Regions from separate parts of the Homo sapiens genome. Here all the other regions are linked to region 2. Evidence: read pairs that join two places in POLR2A ChIA-PET (ENCODE). Cell type or tissue: MCF 10A. All regions are shown on one strand.

Evidence for each region. ChIA-PET counts read pairs that join two places held together with the same protein. Peaks named below come from ENCODE experiments on the same cell type or tissue, not always from the same donor. Only the 100,000 strongest peaks of a DNase experiment are listed, where the experiment ranks them.
Region 1: POLR2A ChIA-PET joins it to region 2 with 11 read pairs; 21 of 35 experiments call an interaction of 5 or more read pairs at or near these places.
Region 3: POLR2A ChIA-PET joins it to region 2 with 11 read pairs; 34 of 35 experiments call an interaction of 5 or more read pairs at or near these places.

What each region holds. Positions count from the first base shown.
Region 1 is chr6:31,820,108-31,825,107 of GRCh38, reverse strand. No RefSeq gene overlaps it. Among named protein-coding and RNA genes, the nearest start is that of HSPA1B, 5.1 kb to the left of the region's middle. RefSeq lists an enhancer at 2,138-3,337. In MCF 10A, no CTCF peak of the experiment used is centred here; DNase peaks (open chromatin) are centred at 1,817, 2,817, 3,267 and 3,677.
Region 2 is chr6:31,539,624-31,544,623 of GRCh38, reverse strand. DDX39B (DExD-box helicase 39B) reads left to right here and starts at 2,621. Exons shown (of 11, transcript NM_004640.7): 1 at 2,621-2,674; 2 at 3,960-4,302. The coding sequence starts at 4,092. It overlaps ATP6V1G2 (ATPase H+ transporting V1 subunit G2), which reads left to right. Exons shown (of 3, transcript NM_130463.4): 3 at 1-180. It overlaps ATP6V1G2-DDX39B (ATP6V1G2-DDX39B readthrough (NMD candidate)), which reads left to right. Exons shown (of 13, transcript NR_037853.1): 3 at 2,476-2,674; 4 at 3,960-4,302. It overlaps SNORD84 (small nucleolar RNA, C/D box 84), which reads left to right and starts at 3,446; the gene lies at 3,446-3,523. It also overlaps DDX39B-AS1. RefSeq lists a silencer at 1,964-2,879 and enhancers at 2,193-3,114, 1,992-3,191. In MCF 10A, no CTCF peak of the experiment used is centred here; DNase peaks (open chromatin) are centred at 2,193, 2,563, 2,913 and 3,363.
Region 3 is chr6:31,595,774-31,600,773 of GRCh38, reverse strand. No RefSeq gene overlaps it. Among named protein-coding and RNA genes, the nearest start is that of NCR3, 5.3 kb to the right of the region's middle. RefSeq lists enhancers at 2,544-3,044, 3,045-3,545. In MCF 10A, CTCF peaks have their summits at 2,041 (motif pointing right) and 3,562 (motif pointing right); DNase peaks (open chromatin) are centred at 2,023 and 3,603.

The DNA.
Region 1 (5,000 bases), 280 kb before region 2:
TACTAAAAATACCAAAAAAAAAAAAAAAAAAAATTACCTGGGCATGGTGGCGCATGCCTGTAATCCCAGCTACTTGGGAGTCTGAGGCAGGAGAATCATTTGAACCCAGGAGGCGGAGGTTGCGGTGAGCCGAGATCGCGCCACTGCACTCCAGCCTGGGCAACAAGAGCGAAACTCCTTCTCAAAAATAAAATACTTCTCTGATTCTGCTGAGAAACATAAAAAGTGGGGAGTGGGGGGTGGGAGAGGGGGAGAAAAAACCTCTCTATTGGCATGAAGCAAAGGGCATCACTGTCTCAACTGCCTAGCAAGTAGATGTGGTGTTGGGACCCCAAATCTTGGGTGCTCTCTGGATAGCAGAAAAATCCAATATAAATGCTGTTTTTCTTCAATCAGTCACACTAGTCAGAGTCTACAGTGCTATAGTTGACCTAGCTTTTAAGTGAAGCCTCTGTGGACTAGACTGGAAACCCACACATACATATTCCTTGTCCATTTCCTGACAAGGAGAGGGTCACCTGAATTTTCTTTTTTTTTTCTTTTTTTTTTTTTTGAGACAGAGTCTTGCTCTGTCGCCCAGGCTGGAGTGCAATGGCACAGTCTTGGCTCACTGCAACCTCCACCTCCCAGGTTCAAGCGATTCTCCTGCCTCAGCCTCCTGAGTGGCTGGGATTACAGGTGCACACCACCACGCCTGGCTAATTTTTGTATTTTTAGTAGAGAGGGGGTTTCGTCATGTTGGCCAGTCTGGTCTCGAACTCCTGACCTCAAGTGATCCGCCCGTCTGGGCCGCCCAAAGTGCTGGAATTACAGGCATGAAGCACCACGCCGGCCTTTTCTTTCCTTTCAGACTGGATGCTTCCCAAGGCAGAAATCCAGTCACAAGTTTAATTGCTGTCTAAGGTGAATATATAAGAACCCCAGGAGATTTTTCAGAACTTTAATGTGATTAATTTCAGAATTAGGTTTTTATTGGATTCTGTGTTTGGAAGGATCAGAGCTCAGAGTCCCCAAAGTGAAAGCCAGGTTAGATGCTTTCAAAGGGACAAGAGAACTGAAGAGGGAGTGCCAAGAACATAATTGCTACAGCAGTGTGGGGTAAGACAGCCTTCTTCAGGCTGACGCTGCAGGGTCTTTTCCTTCCTTCTCCCTCTCCTTTTTATAGTTCCTCAAACAGTAGTTTTCTTAATTTTGTTCATTTTAAAAGATGGTATAGGCCGGGCGCGATGGCTCATGCATGTAATCCCAGCACTTTGGGAGGCCGAGATGGGTGGATCACCTGAGATCAGGAGTTCAAGACCAGCCCGGCAAACATGGCAAAACCCCTTCTCTCCTAAAAACACAAAAATTAGCCGGACGTGGTGGTGCACATCTGTAATCCCAGCTACTCAGGAGCTGAGGCAGGAGAATCACTTGAACCTGGGAGGTGGAGGTTGCAGTGAGCTGAGATCGCACCACTACACTCCAGTCTGGGTGACAGAGCAAGACTCTGTCTCAAAAAAATAATAAATTAAAAAAAAAAGCTGTTATAATTTTAAGTTTATCCAAATGAACTTAAATGAAAGCAAAAGAGTTAATTGATATGAAATCTAGAGGCAGGCATTCTTAACTGAATGAATGACAAATGCTTCAATGACAAAGAGAACCCTGGCCATTTCTAGCAGCATGGAAAGAAAAAATCTGGGAAGGGAAAATCCTGGATTTGCATCTGCGCTCTACTTCTTTGGTGAGGCTGTTTTTCTTTTCAACAAGGAAGTACTTGTACATTGACTAAATAACACAAGTTTCGACGTGTTCATCTCTAAAACATAATTAACAATAACTGAACTGCGTGTGGTGACTCAGGTCGGTAATCCCAGTGCTTTAGGAAGCCAAGGCAGGCACTTGAACTCAGAAGTCCAAGATCAGCCTGGGCAACATAGTGGGACACCATCTCTACTAAAAACTTTACAAGTTAGCTGGGCGTGGTGGCAGGTGCCTGTAGTCCCAGCTACTTGGGAGGCTGAGGCAGGAGGATCGCTTGAGCACAAGAGGTCAAGGCTGCAGTGAGCTATGATCACGCCACTGCATTCCAGCCTGGGAGACAGAGATCCTGTCTCGAATAAAAAAATTTTTTTTCCCTACATGATCAAAGAGAATATGATCTTCTCCCTCCTTTTATTGGGGATCCCATACTCTCGGATATGACTCGTAGTCATTCTTATTTAGGTGTTTAAAAGTTGGGGACCATTATTAGGACTACAGCTGCTTTCAGCTTAATGTAAAAACTGTCCTAAGATCTGCGGGCACAGGCCATTCAGTCAAACCTTTTCATTTTCAAAGACAGCACCAAGGATCAAAGAAGTTCAGTGGCTTGATCTGGTTACCCAGATGACAGGTTACAGAACCGGTGATTGGACCCACGGGTTCTGACACTCATTTTGTACTCCTTCCCACATTGGCTCATCAACCTAACTGGGTTTTGTTTGCTTTTAATTTTGTGGTTAGACCTAATTGTTTTATTCTCTAAAGAGGAAAACAAATGAATACAGTGTTGGCCTCTGCGAGCATTAAGGGCACCACGGGTATGTGATCAGCCAGGGACTCCCGTCCTGGCTGCTGCTCTGCTCTTCGGACTCAAGACCATGGCCCCTACAAGCTCTTGCCTTCCCCACCTTCCAGCTCTCCCAGCCCTGCCTCTCCTTTCCGATAGAACAGATTGCTCAAGCAGAAAGAGGGGAAAGGAGGGGGGAGCCCCGTTACTAGGGCAAGGTTGGCATATAGTTCACAGAATCTTCCGGACGTTAAATATAGAGTCCTGACTAACCTTGATGTTTTAGGGCCGGCTGGCGAGAGGAGGGAGAGACTCGGGTGGCGCAGTTTGTTGGGGAGTGTCCCTAAGAATGACACAGCAGTTCTCGCCTTGAAGGTCAGAAAACTCTAGAAACTTCGGGCAGAGCCAGCGACGGGGGAAAAAGCCTCAGCCAAAGGGGAGGAAAGGTGGGGAGTGCGGGGGGGGGGCGGGGGGAGAAAAGGCGGGGCCGCTGGGGCCTGAGGGCGGGGCTGGCTTCGGGGCTGCCTATCCGACTCCTGCGTTTTCTGATGTTTTTTTTTTTCCAAAAAGGGATTAAAGGAGGAAAGAAAGGACCTTTCGAGTTTCTCTCATACTAGGTGATTTACAAGACGAAAATATTGGAGAATTTTGTAACTTTCATACAACTAAATCAGATGCATTGGGTGGCCAGAGGCGAGAAGAGAAGGTCCCCACCGCCCACGGCCAGCGCGCACCCGTCTGCGCGGGGACGCGCGACTGATGGGAGAGTAGGGGATGGAGTCGGTTGGCTTTTGCCTACAGCCAGCTCAGCGCCCCGTTCTAGTCCCTCGCCCCGTGAGGCATCAGGAGAGTAAGAAAATTAGACCCTCAGGAGTGATTCTCGGTTGCTGGGCTCCTCCGTAGTCCCAGCCTGTGAACCTGCTCCAGCCCTCCTCTGGTGCCCTCCCTTCTAATTTTTTTTTTTTTCACTTTTTTTTGAGGCAGGGTCTCGCTTTGTCGCCCAGACTGGAGTGCAGTGGCGCAATCACGGCTCACTGCAGCCTCAAGCGATCCTCCCGCCCCAGCCTCCCGGGTAGCTGGGACTCCAGGCCCGCGCCACCACGCCCTGCTCCTCTCTCCTCCAATTCTTGATCGGGCTGGACGTGGGCCAGCGGGGTGGGGCGGGTTTAACTCCGTGTCTGGAATGCTCCGCTGCCCTACCCCTCAAACATCCCTTTAAATGGTGGTGCTAGGAAAGGACGAGGGCCCGGTGGGTTTACTCCCTCTGGCTGAACTACACCTGATAGATACCTCAGGGGCGTTTCCCAAGGGGATGGATTTAGATCAGTTAGCAGGAGGAATGGTGGCTGTCACAATTTTTTATATTCACGTAAGGATCGCTCCCTCAGAAATCGCCAATATTGGCTCCCCCAAGAAATAACCTCATTTCCTTTTTTAGCCTAAAGCCGTATTATTTCTGCCCACTTCTCTCACATCTATAAAATACTGTAGTTAATTTTTTGTTTTGGTACCTTTTTTGTCTTTTTGAGGATGACAAGAACTCTTGAAGACCAGGAATAACAGTAAGTGTATATGTTATAAAATAAAATCCTGGGTTCAAAGCCATATAAAATCAAATTTATTATCATAGCCTGCTGCCTTCTGAGGCCTGGTATAGGAAGGTAGGAGGTGATTGGAATTGAGAAGATATTTATATTTGTTTTTCCACACCTGCAGTTATTTTTCCTGTTGCACTTTCCTCCCTCAAAGTTCCTCTGCTCCTCAAAACATCACTCCGTTTATGGGTGGCACTGCATTCTCTTTGCTAATTCCACAGCTCCCTCAACGTCTTTTCTTGAGGTTACAAAGTGAATATTTCAAGGTACAGTACTCTGTGCTAGGGTATGCAGGCAAACAATTTTTTTTTTTTTTTTTTTTTTGGAGACGGAGTCTTGCTCTGTCGCCCAGGCTGCAGTGCAGTGGCACGATCTCGGCTCACTGCAACCTCCACCTCCCGGGTTCAAGTGAGTCTCCTGCCTCAGCCTCCTGAGTAGCTGGGATTACAGGCGCCCACCACCACGCCTAGCTAATTTTTGTATTTTTAGTAGAGGTGGGGTTTCACCATCTTGGCCAGGCTTGTCTTGAACTCCTGACCTAGTGAGCCACCCGCCTCGGCCTCCCAGAGTGCTGGGATTACAGGCATGAGCCACCACGCCCGGCCGACAAGTAATAATTTTTACATATTTCTTGTTAAAACACCTACTAATAAGCTTGATAGGGCCATAGGAACTCTCTTATTGCCTCCATTCAATGTTATGTCTGATGACTTCTCTACTGTGTCAACAAAGGCATTTGGTAGGTCCTTCCCCATCTCCACCCTTTTCCAATTACCTTTTTCCCCACTCCATGCCACAGTAGTGGTAGTTGCTCCTGGTTTAGAGTCACTACAGGGTCTGCAGATCAGAGTCACAAATGCTACTGCAGCTCT
Region 2 (5,000 bases):
TCCTATTTCCCCAAAGACTTATCAGATGCTCATTGCTTTCTAAGATCTAAAATGATACTGTGTTCCCTCATATGCATGCCCTTCCTTTCTATATCCTTGACACCTTACTTTCCCATTGTAACAATAAAAAAAGTATCAATAAAATAATTATTGGCAAATAAATTGGTGAGTTGAAGCAGCCTCCTTTTGCCTCATCATTTCTCATTTTCAGTCACTTTGTTTTTTTTTTTTTTGAGATGGAGTTTTGCTCTTGTTGCCCAGGCTGGAATACAATGGCGTGATCTCAGCTCATTGCAACCTCTGCCTCCCAGGTTCAAGCGATTCTCCTGCCTCAGCCTCCCAAGTTGCTGGAATTATGGGTGTGTGCCACCACGCCTGGCTATTTTTTGTATTTTTAGTAGAGATGGGGTTTCGCCATGTTGGTCAGGCTGGTCTCAAACTCCTGACCTCAAGTGATCCACCTGCCTTGGCCTCCCAAAGTGCTGAGATTAGAGGTGTGAGCCACTGTGCCTGGCCTTCAGTCACTTTCTTGTTTTTTGTTTACATATTCCCTAAACAGCCCAAATGGCTATCCTTTGAAACTTCTTGGAGAAACAAGAACAAGTAGTACTTTATTATTTCTCTAAAGTGAGAAACATGGTTCCTCATTTGGGAATCTGAGGACTATAGATCGCAACTGTAGAGAAAAGCTGGAGTGTAGGAGCAAGTGCTCTTTGCCCCTTTACCTTGCATTTTCTTCATAGCACTTACTGCTACTGGTTTTTTGAGACAAGGTCCTGCTGTGTTGCCCAGGCTGGAGTTCCAGCTCACGGCAGCCTTGACCCCCTGGACTCAAATGATCCTCCCACTTCAGCCTCCTGAGTAGCTGGGATTACGGGCGAGTGCCACTATGCCTTGCTAATTTTAAAATTTTTTGTAGAGATGGGGTCTCACTTGCCCAGGCTGGTCTGAAACTCCTGGGCTCAAGCAATCCTTCGGGCTCGGCTTCCTCAAGGGTTGGGTTACAGGCCTGAGCCACTGCACCCTGACCACTTATCGATACTTGACATTATATTTGTGTTTATGTGTTTTCTTTCCTGTAATGTAAACACTGTGAGAACAGGGCTGTTCACCGTTGTGTCCCCAGATCCTAGGACAACATGTGGCACAAGGGAGGCAGTTGATAAATACTTTTGAATAAATTAAATGATACTTGGGAAAATACCTTCTATGACACCATTCTTGAATTAGTTACTTCATTTGTCACTGAAGACAAGCTTACTTCACCAAGAATTTGAACCAATAAGGTAACCTGCAGTGTATTTACTAACCAGATTCTTTGAGCAGGGAGGCAGAATACAATAGAGAATGAGAGATGTTTGCATCCTGGCTGTAACCTCACCAGCCGTACTGCTTGAGATATGTTGCTTTGCTTCGCTTCTGTCAATAAGATGAGAATAACGGTACCTACTCCTTAGTATTAAATGATTAAGTATGTTAACAGGGAGAGGGCCAAACGTTTGTTGTTTTATTACACAGCAGGACATCAGGTCTTACTTTTGTAGCTCCCCATCTCAAAGACGGGGATAGCAAATGTTTCATTCAGGAAAAAAATCCAGGTTGAACAATGGGGCTGTTGGGGCGGGGCCAAGAACATTCTGCTCGAATTAACAGTATTAATGGGCCGGGCGCGGTGGCTCACGCCTGTAATCCCAGCACTCTGGGAGGCCGAAGTGGGTGGATCACCTGAGGTCATACATGGGTGAAGCCCCGTCTCTACTAAAAAAACAAAAATTTGCTGGGCGTGGTGGCGGGCGCCTGTAATCCTAGCTACTCGGGAGGCTGAGGCAGGAGAATCGCTTGAACCCGGGAAGCAGCGGTTGCAGTGAGCCGAGATCAGGACATTGCACTCCCGCCTGGGCGACAGGGCGAGACTCTGTCTCAAAACAAAAACAAAAACAGTATTAATGGAATGTAGTATAACCCTCAAGCCCTACTATTAACACTTGGGGCCGAATCCAGACCCCGTCTTCCCGCTCGGATTCAGAACACCTTCCTGACTCACTGGCCCTAGGGCATCAGCTACCTCGGACAGCATCCTTTTGGGAAAATACCGCCCACCAGCCCCACGACTGGGAAAGAGTCGGGAAACACCCCCGAGCAATCCAGTTCCCTGAGACTTCCCTCCTCCCTCCCCTCAGCTAGGGCCTGCCGGTTCCTAGTGCGTGCCCAGCAGTCCTCAGGTCACCTTCACTACCGGGCCAAGGACCCCGTGGGAACTCGCAGCCTTCGCCACACTCGTTCCTCGCGCATCCATGGAGGGGTGCCTACAGAGAAGACCTGCGTGGCAAAAACCTAAACGAAGAGATGAGGGGCATGGAGAGGAGTAGGATAAGAGAATAAAGATAACAGTGGGGGGGAGACGTTAGTTTCCTTTATATCTTTTGTTACTGGCGGTAGCAGTGAAGTTAGAAACGGTTTTAAAACAAATTTCAGACAGGCATTTTCCAAAGGCAAGCCTGGAGCGCACGGATCTGTATAACCGCGGAAGGCCCTGTTTCCGGTCCCTTGCGCCTGCGCTCTTGCAGCCAAGAAGGCGGGAGGCTGGAGTAGAGGGAAGCCTGCAACCGGAAGTGAAGGCAGATTTCCCTCCTTCGTCGCTGTTGCTGCCGCCATACGCGCTCTCCCTGTTTAGGTAAGCTTTGGCCTTCGCTACAATCCGTTTCCATCTGCGCTTCTCCGCACCCATCCCGTCACATGGGTTCCTGATACCCTTTTCACAGGCGATGGTCTGGTCGCTGGGGCCTAGTTGGTTCGCTATTTCCTTAGCTTGCATCCCTTTCGAGAGCAAAGAGCTCCTGGGGGAAGGAAGGGAAGCTAAGGGGGGACCCAATCCAAGATGGTGTCCTCGGCGCCATTGTGTTCGTTTTGCTCCCTTCTTCCAATGGGTTCTTCTCATATTGGAGGCCTCAGCATCAATGAGAGGCGGCGCTCGGCGTCCCTTGGTCTTGGTATTTGCGGAGGGCGGGGCTCTTCTCACCTTCCTTGTCCTTTCTTGAGCTCTTTCTCGGCCCTCGGTGGGACTGGGAGGAGGAGCTGGTTTCTGGGCCCAGTTGGATTTTTCTCACCTTGACTTGCCCAACTTAATTTGGAGTGCCTTCCAAGTGTTTACGATACGATTGGTGTCATTGTATGTTTCTCCAAAAGGAGTCTCACCTTCGTAGCGTAACAGTGATGTGAGACCACTTGGTAAAGATCCTGTTAAAGCCTGGGCGGGGATTGCCTTTCTCTGTCACCTATTAGCTTTCTTATTGTAGGGTGGAGACATGAATTTTGTTTTTTTGTGGCCGAGCCATTTGTCTTGCACCGCCCCTCCCCCCCATGCTAATTACACAAGGCTTGCTTAAACAGCGGAAGGGAGGATACTGAGAAGTGGGAGGCTGAGAGCTATGGGAGGTGGACGGCGGCCATATGATGTTTTCTTTTCGAAAGGTGAGCGCTTTGCGCAGTGATGACCCTCATCTATCACCCTTGACTGATGGCTGCTGAGTTAGGCATCCATAACGGTGGGATTATAATAGGGAAAGCGGAGTCTTCCTTTGAGGACTTTTCAGGACTCTACTTGTCATCTCCATTTTCCACTTTACTAAGTTATTAGTCGTATTTTACCTTTTATTATCTATTCTATTTCCTCACTGTTACTTTCAGATCAAGAATTTATAAGTTGGTCTTCCCCTTCCAACTTTTCTGGTTTCCGCTACTGTGATTGCTAATCTTGTTGGGAACCTCTGTCCTAACCACTTTCCCTGGTACTGCTTTTTCTGTTCTGTTATATTTGCTTTTCGTTTTTATGTTTTGTATCTGTTTTTCTTTCCAGGTAAAAGTTTCCTGGTTTAGGGAAAGTGGGAACTGGGGATGGAAAAGAGGTGGTGAAGGCTGTGCTCGTGATTAAGTCTTGCTTTTTTTTTTCCCCCCTCCAGCTCTTCTGTTAGAAATAGTATCTTTGTTTTCCTTTGCTGTTCCTCAATCCCCTACTCTTCACCCCTTGTTTTCACCTATTTTGCGAGAACCCATCCAGATCCCCCTTCCCTTCTTCCCCTGCCGGCCCAGTTATGGCAGAGAACGATGTGGACAATGAGCTCTTGGACTATGAAGATGATGAGGTGGAGACAGCAGCTGGGGGAGATGGGGCTGAGGCCCCTGCCAAGAAGGATGTCAAGGGCTCCTATGTCTCCATCCACAGCTCTGGCTTTCGTGACTTCCTGCTCAAGCCAGAGTTGCTCCGGGCCATTGTCGACTGTGGCTTTGAGCATCCGTCAGAAGGTAAATTTTCTCTTGGGCATGTAGTGCTCATTGGGCTCTTTAAGGGTACAATACAAAGATGTGTTTGTCGTTGCTCAGGTGGTGGTAAGGGTTTATACTTAAGGCTAGATCAGGGCCAGGTGCAGTGGCTCACGCCTGTAATCCCAGCACTTTGGGAGGCCGAGGCAGGAGGGTGGCCACTTGAGCTCAAAAGTGCAAGAGAAGCCTGGGCAACACAGCGAGACTCCTGTCTCTACAAAACGTTCAGAAATTAAGCAGGTGAAGGTTGAGGCTTCAGTGAGCCGTGATTGCACCACTGTGCACCAGCCGGGGCGACAGTGAGGAAGAAAAAATCAGGGGATAAGTATCAAAAACAATTTTGGATAGAGGAGGCTTATACAGGCTTATTCTTTCTTTCGTGATAGCACCAAAGTGCTAATGATCCAAAAGTGACTTCCAGGTCTGCCATTCATTCTTGTGACTGGCTTTTCTTGTCTGCTTATTTTTAATTTTGTCACTTGACTTCTAATTTTAAATTTCCAGAAAGGTCCTGCTTGGACCTGTAGTCTCCCTCTGTTGGGCCAGGCCAACTGTGGTCTCTGGAAACCTCTATGACTGGTTTAGAGATGACTGGCTTCTGGGTCAGGTACCAAGTCCTTCATTTTGTCCAGGGTTGTAGTAGTTACGTGACCCGAAGTATAGCAACCTAAGCAGGAGAA
Region 3 (5,000 bases), 56 kb before region 2:
TTCTCAGAAGCTGAAAGTATCATCACCTGGGAGCCATTCATTAGTTGAAAAATATTGATAAGACTTGGCCAGAGAAGTCACCCAATCTCACCCCTGCCAGCACGTAGAGGAACCCTGGTGGGGGTGGGGGAAAGATGAGATCACCTGTGCTGGATTGTGGACTTTTGTGTTTTCACCTGTTTTCATGGTCTGAGTTGGGAGTTTATTGGCCTCAACTACATCCAGCCAGCCCACAGCTTGTTGTTAAAGAAGTCAGACCAGAGACTGGGTGCGGCGGCTCACGCCTGTAATCCTAGCACTTTGGGAGGCTGAAGCAGGTGGATCACTTGAGGTCAGGAGTTCAAAACCAGCCTGGCCAACATGGTGAAACCCTGTCTCTAGTAAAAATACAAAAAAGTTAGCCAGGCATGGTGACAGGCGCTGTAGTCCCAGCTACTTGGGAGGCTGAGGCAGGAGAATCGCTTGAACCCGGGAGGCAGAGGTTGCAGTGAGCGGAAATCACACCACTGCACTCCAGCCTGGGCGACAGAGCGAGACTCCCTCTCAAAAAAAAAAAAACAAAAAAAACACACACAAAAACAGAGACCAGTGCACATCCACTTCAACACTGTTTTATTTGTTGCCTTTCCTCTTGAGTGCCTGGGAATAATTTCTTTAGAAAAGTTCCATCCTTGGCCAGGATGGATGCAGTGGCTCACGCCTGTAATCCCAGCACTTTGGGAGGCCGACGTGGGTGGATCACGAGGTCAGGAGTTCAAGACCAGCCTGGCCAAGATAGTGAAACCCCGTCTCTACTAAAAATATGAAAATTAGCTGGGCATGGTAGTGGGTGCCTGTAATCCTGGCTACTCAGGAGGCTGAGGCAGGAGAATCTCTTGAACCCGGGAGGCGGAGGTTGCAGTGAGCCGAGATCGCACCACTGCACTCTAGCCTGGGTAACAGAACAAGACTCTGTCTCAAGAAAAAAAAAAGAAAAAAAAAGTTCCATTCTTGTGCCCACTGTGCTGATTAGCGCAGCAGTTCCTGTCTTGCAGGTTAGCCTTCCCTAGAGGTTCTCAGAGTTATTAAAAGGGGTCCCTTGAATGTACACACATATCAGGATTTATTCTAGATGGACTGAAAAAAAAACCCCACATACTGTCTTTGGAATCTGGAACATTTTTAGCTATGACAAATGTTTAGAAGTCTTAGATATAGAAAAGAGCTGGGAGAGCAGGATGCCCTTGAGTCCAGGTGTAGCAATGGCACTGCCACCCTTGCACAGGACGGGGGAAGCACTGGAGAAGAACCACACATTGAACACCTAGGGCAATGGGGTCTGGAAGTTTACAGGTGGTACCCCCAGTTTACAGTAGTGGCACCAGGACTCCAACCTAGGCTGATTTGTCTTCTAAGCCACATTGCCTTGGGACGTGGAGTAGAACCATGTGATTGAGTGTACACTGTGGAAGAGTGGAGTTTGTTTTTTTTTTTTTTTGAGACGGAGTTTTGCTCGTTGCCCAGGCTGGAGTGCAGTGGCACAATGTTGGCTCACTGCAACCTCCGCCTCCTGGATTCAAGTGATTCTCGTGCCTCAGCCACCCAAGTAGCTGGGATTACAGGCACGCACCACCACGTCTGGCTAAGTTTTGTATTTTTAGTAGAGATGGGGATTCACCATGTTGGCCAGACTGGTCTCGAACTCCCGACCTCAGGTGATCTGCCCACCTCGGCCACCCAAAGTGCTGGGATTACAGGCGTGGGCCACTGCTCCCGGCCGGAAGAGTGGAGTTTTATCCCCAGCCAGTTACTTATTCCACGTCCCCACTGGTGGTGACCTCTTCTCCCTCCCCAAACCGTGGGCTTCTTACAGCTGAGATAGTAGAGACAATTTTTCCTATATTGATCCTTTGGGGTGTGAATGGGGTGTTGATAGAAGGAGGCAAGCAAGGTAGGGGATCGGGCAGAAGCTGGAATCAAGGCCCAGTTGAGAAAAGCCACCATTGGTAGCTCGGGCCTCCCATGCTCTCTGACCACCAGGGGGCAGGCCTTGCCTTGCCATGACGCCTCCATCCCACATCCTCTAGTTAGATATCCCTGGGGTGGCAGCCACTTCGCTGCTGGAGAATGGCTGAGTTGGTCCTTCCCAGGTTGTGTGGCATGTGTGGTTGTTCCGGTAGCTTAGGGAGGTAAAATAATTTGTTCAAGATTAGACTGGGCACAGTGGCTCACACCTGTAATCCCAGCACTTTGGGAGGCCGAAGTGGGAGGATTGCTTTAGGCCAGGAGTTTTAGATCAGCCTGGGCAACACGGTGAGACTCTGTCTGTACAAAAAATAAAAATAAGTGAGCCAAACGTGATGATGTGTGTCTGTAGTCCCAAATACTCTGGAGGCTGACGTGGGAGGGTCACTTGAGCTCAGGAGTTCAAAGTTCAAGGCCACGGGGAGCTATGATCATATGATCACACCGCTGCACTCCAGAATGGTTGACAGAGTGAGACCCTGTCTCAAAAAAAAAAAGGTTGTATAACATAATTGTGGGGATTGCGGGGGAGCTGACATTTGAACCTAGACTCATTCCAAACCAGCATTCTTAACCATGAGATGACTGCTTCTCCAAAAGAAAGCTCTGAATTACTTCAGTGATGGGTGGGAACTGGACAGTCTACAAAAGTACTGTGACACAGAGCTAGAAACACAGATACAAAGGAAAAAACATATATTAGGTCAGGTGTGGTGGCTCACACCTGTAATCCCAGCACTTTGGGAGGCCAAGGCGGGTGGATCACTTAAGGCCAGGTGTTTAAGACCAGCCTGGCCAACATGGCAAAACTCCGTCAGTACTAAAAACACAAAAATTAGCCGAGTGTGGTGGCACACGCCTGTGAACCCAGATACTCGGGAGGCTGAGGCACGTGAATCGCTTGAGCCTGGGAAGCAGAGGTTGCAATGAGCCAAGATTGTGCCACTGCACTCCAGCCTGGGCGACTGAACGAGACTGTCTCACAACAACAACAGCAACAACAACAACATGTATTCATATAAAATGAGCCAGGCTGGGCGCGGTGGCTCACGCCTGTAATCCCAGCACTTTGGGAGGCCAAGGCGGGCGGATCACAAGGTCAGGAGTTTGAGACCAGCCTGGCCAACATGGTGAAACTCAGTCTCTACTAAAAATACAAAAATTAGCTGGGTGTGGTGGCGCACGTCTGTACTCCCAGCTACTCGGGAGGCGGAGGCAGGAGAATCGCTTGAACCCGGGAGGCAGAGGTTGCAGTGAGCTGAGATTGAGCCATTGCACTCCAGCCTGGGCAACAAGAACAAGACTCCATCTCAAAATAAATAAATAAATAAAATAAATAAAAGGAGCCAGACCAGGAGTTTGAGACCTGGACAACATAGCAAGATGCTGTCTTTCAAAAATAAATAAAAGTAAAAAGTCAGGTGTGATGGCACATACCAGTATTCCAAGCTACTTGGGAGGCTGAGGCAGGAGGATTGCTTGAGTCCAGGAGATCGAGGCTGCAGTGAGCAATGATCACACCACTGTATTCCTGCTTGAGTGATAGAGTGAGACCCTTGTCTCTAAAAAATGTAATAGTAAAAGGAGCCAGAAGGGGGCATGCGGTAAGGGGTGGACACATGGCATATTACATGTCATCCTTCACTTCTATGTGCTGTATTATCTCCTGTAGCTGTGTGATACACATACAAGAGTGTCTGGCATACTCTTGTACCAATCCCTGTAGAGGTATTACCTTGTTTTATTGTGTTCCACAGATGTGCATTTTTTTATATATTGAAGTTTGTGGCAACCCTGTGTTGAGCAAGTCTGTAGGTGCCACTTTTCCAATAGCCTGTGCTCACTTTGTGTCTCAGTGGCACATTTTGGTAATTCTTGCAATATTTCAAACTTTTTCTTGATTATTTTATCTGTTATGATCTGTCAGTAGTGATTTTTTTTTTTTGAGACAGGGTCTCACCCTGTCATTCAGGCTGGAGTGCAGTGGCAAGATCATAGCTCACTGCAGCCTCGAAATCCTGGGCTCAAGTGATTCTCCTGCTTCAGCCTCCCAAGTAGCTAAGACTACTGGAACACACCAGCACACCTGGCTAATTTTATCTATTTATTTATTTAGGCAGAGTTTTGTTCTTGTTGCCCAAGCTGGAGTACAATGGCACGATCCCAGTTCACCACTACCTCCGTCTCCCAGTGATTCTCCTGCCTCCGCCTCCCGAGTAGCTGGGATTACCGGCATGCGCCACCACGCCCGACTAATTTTGTATTTTTAGTAGAGACGGGGTTTCTCCATGTTGGTCAGGTTGGTCTTGAACTAACGACCTCAAGTGATCTGCCCTCCTTGGCCTCCCAAAGTGCTGGGATGACAGGAGTCAGCCACTGTGCCTGGACTTTTTTTTTCTTTTTTGTAGAGCTGAGGTTGGCCAAGCGCAGTGGCTCATGCTTGTAATCCCAGTACTTTGAGAGGTCGAGTGGGCAAATCACTTGAGCCCAGGAGTTTGAGACCAGCCTGGACAACATGGTAAGACCCTGTCTCTACAAAAAATACAAAAATTATCTAGGCATGGTGGTGTGTGGCAGCTACTCAGGAGGCTGAGGTGGGAAGATGGTGTGAGCCCATGAGGTTGAAGCTGCAGTGAGCCGTGATTGTGCCACTGCACTCTAGCCTAGGCAACAGAGTGAGACCTTGTCTCAAAAAGAGAGAGAGAGAGAGAAGGTCTTGCTCTGTTGCCCAGGCTGGAGTGCCATGGAGCCATGGCTTTCACAAGCAAAATCGTAGCATACTGCAGTCTTGAACTTCTGTCCTCAAGTGATCCTTCCACCTCAGCCTTCTGAGTAGCAGAGACATAGGCACATACCACTGCACTTGGCAAGAATTAGCTAAATTTACTCTGCCACGCTGTGTAAATGGAACAATAAAGCCTAGATGGCTGGATGTGGTGGCTCATGCCTATAATCCCAGCACTTTGGGAAGCTGAGGTGGGCGGATCACCTGAGGT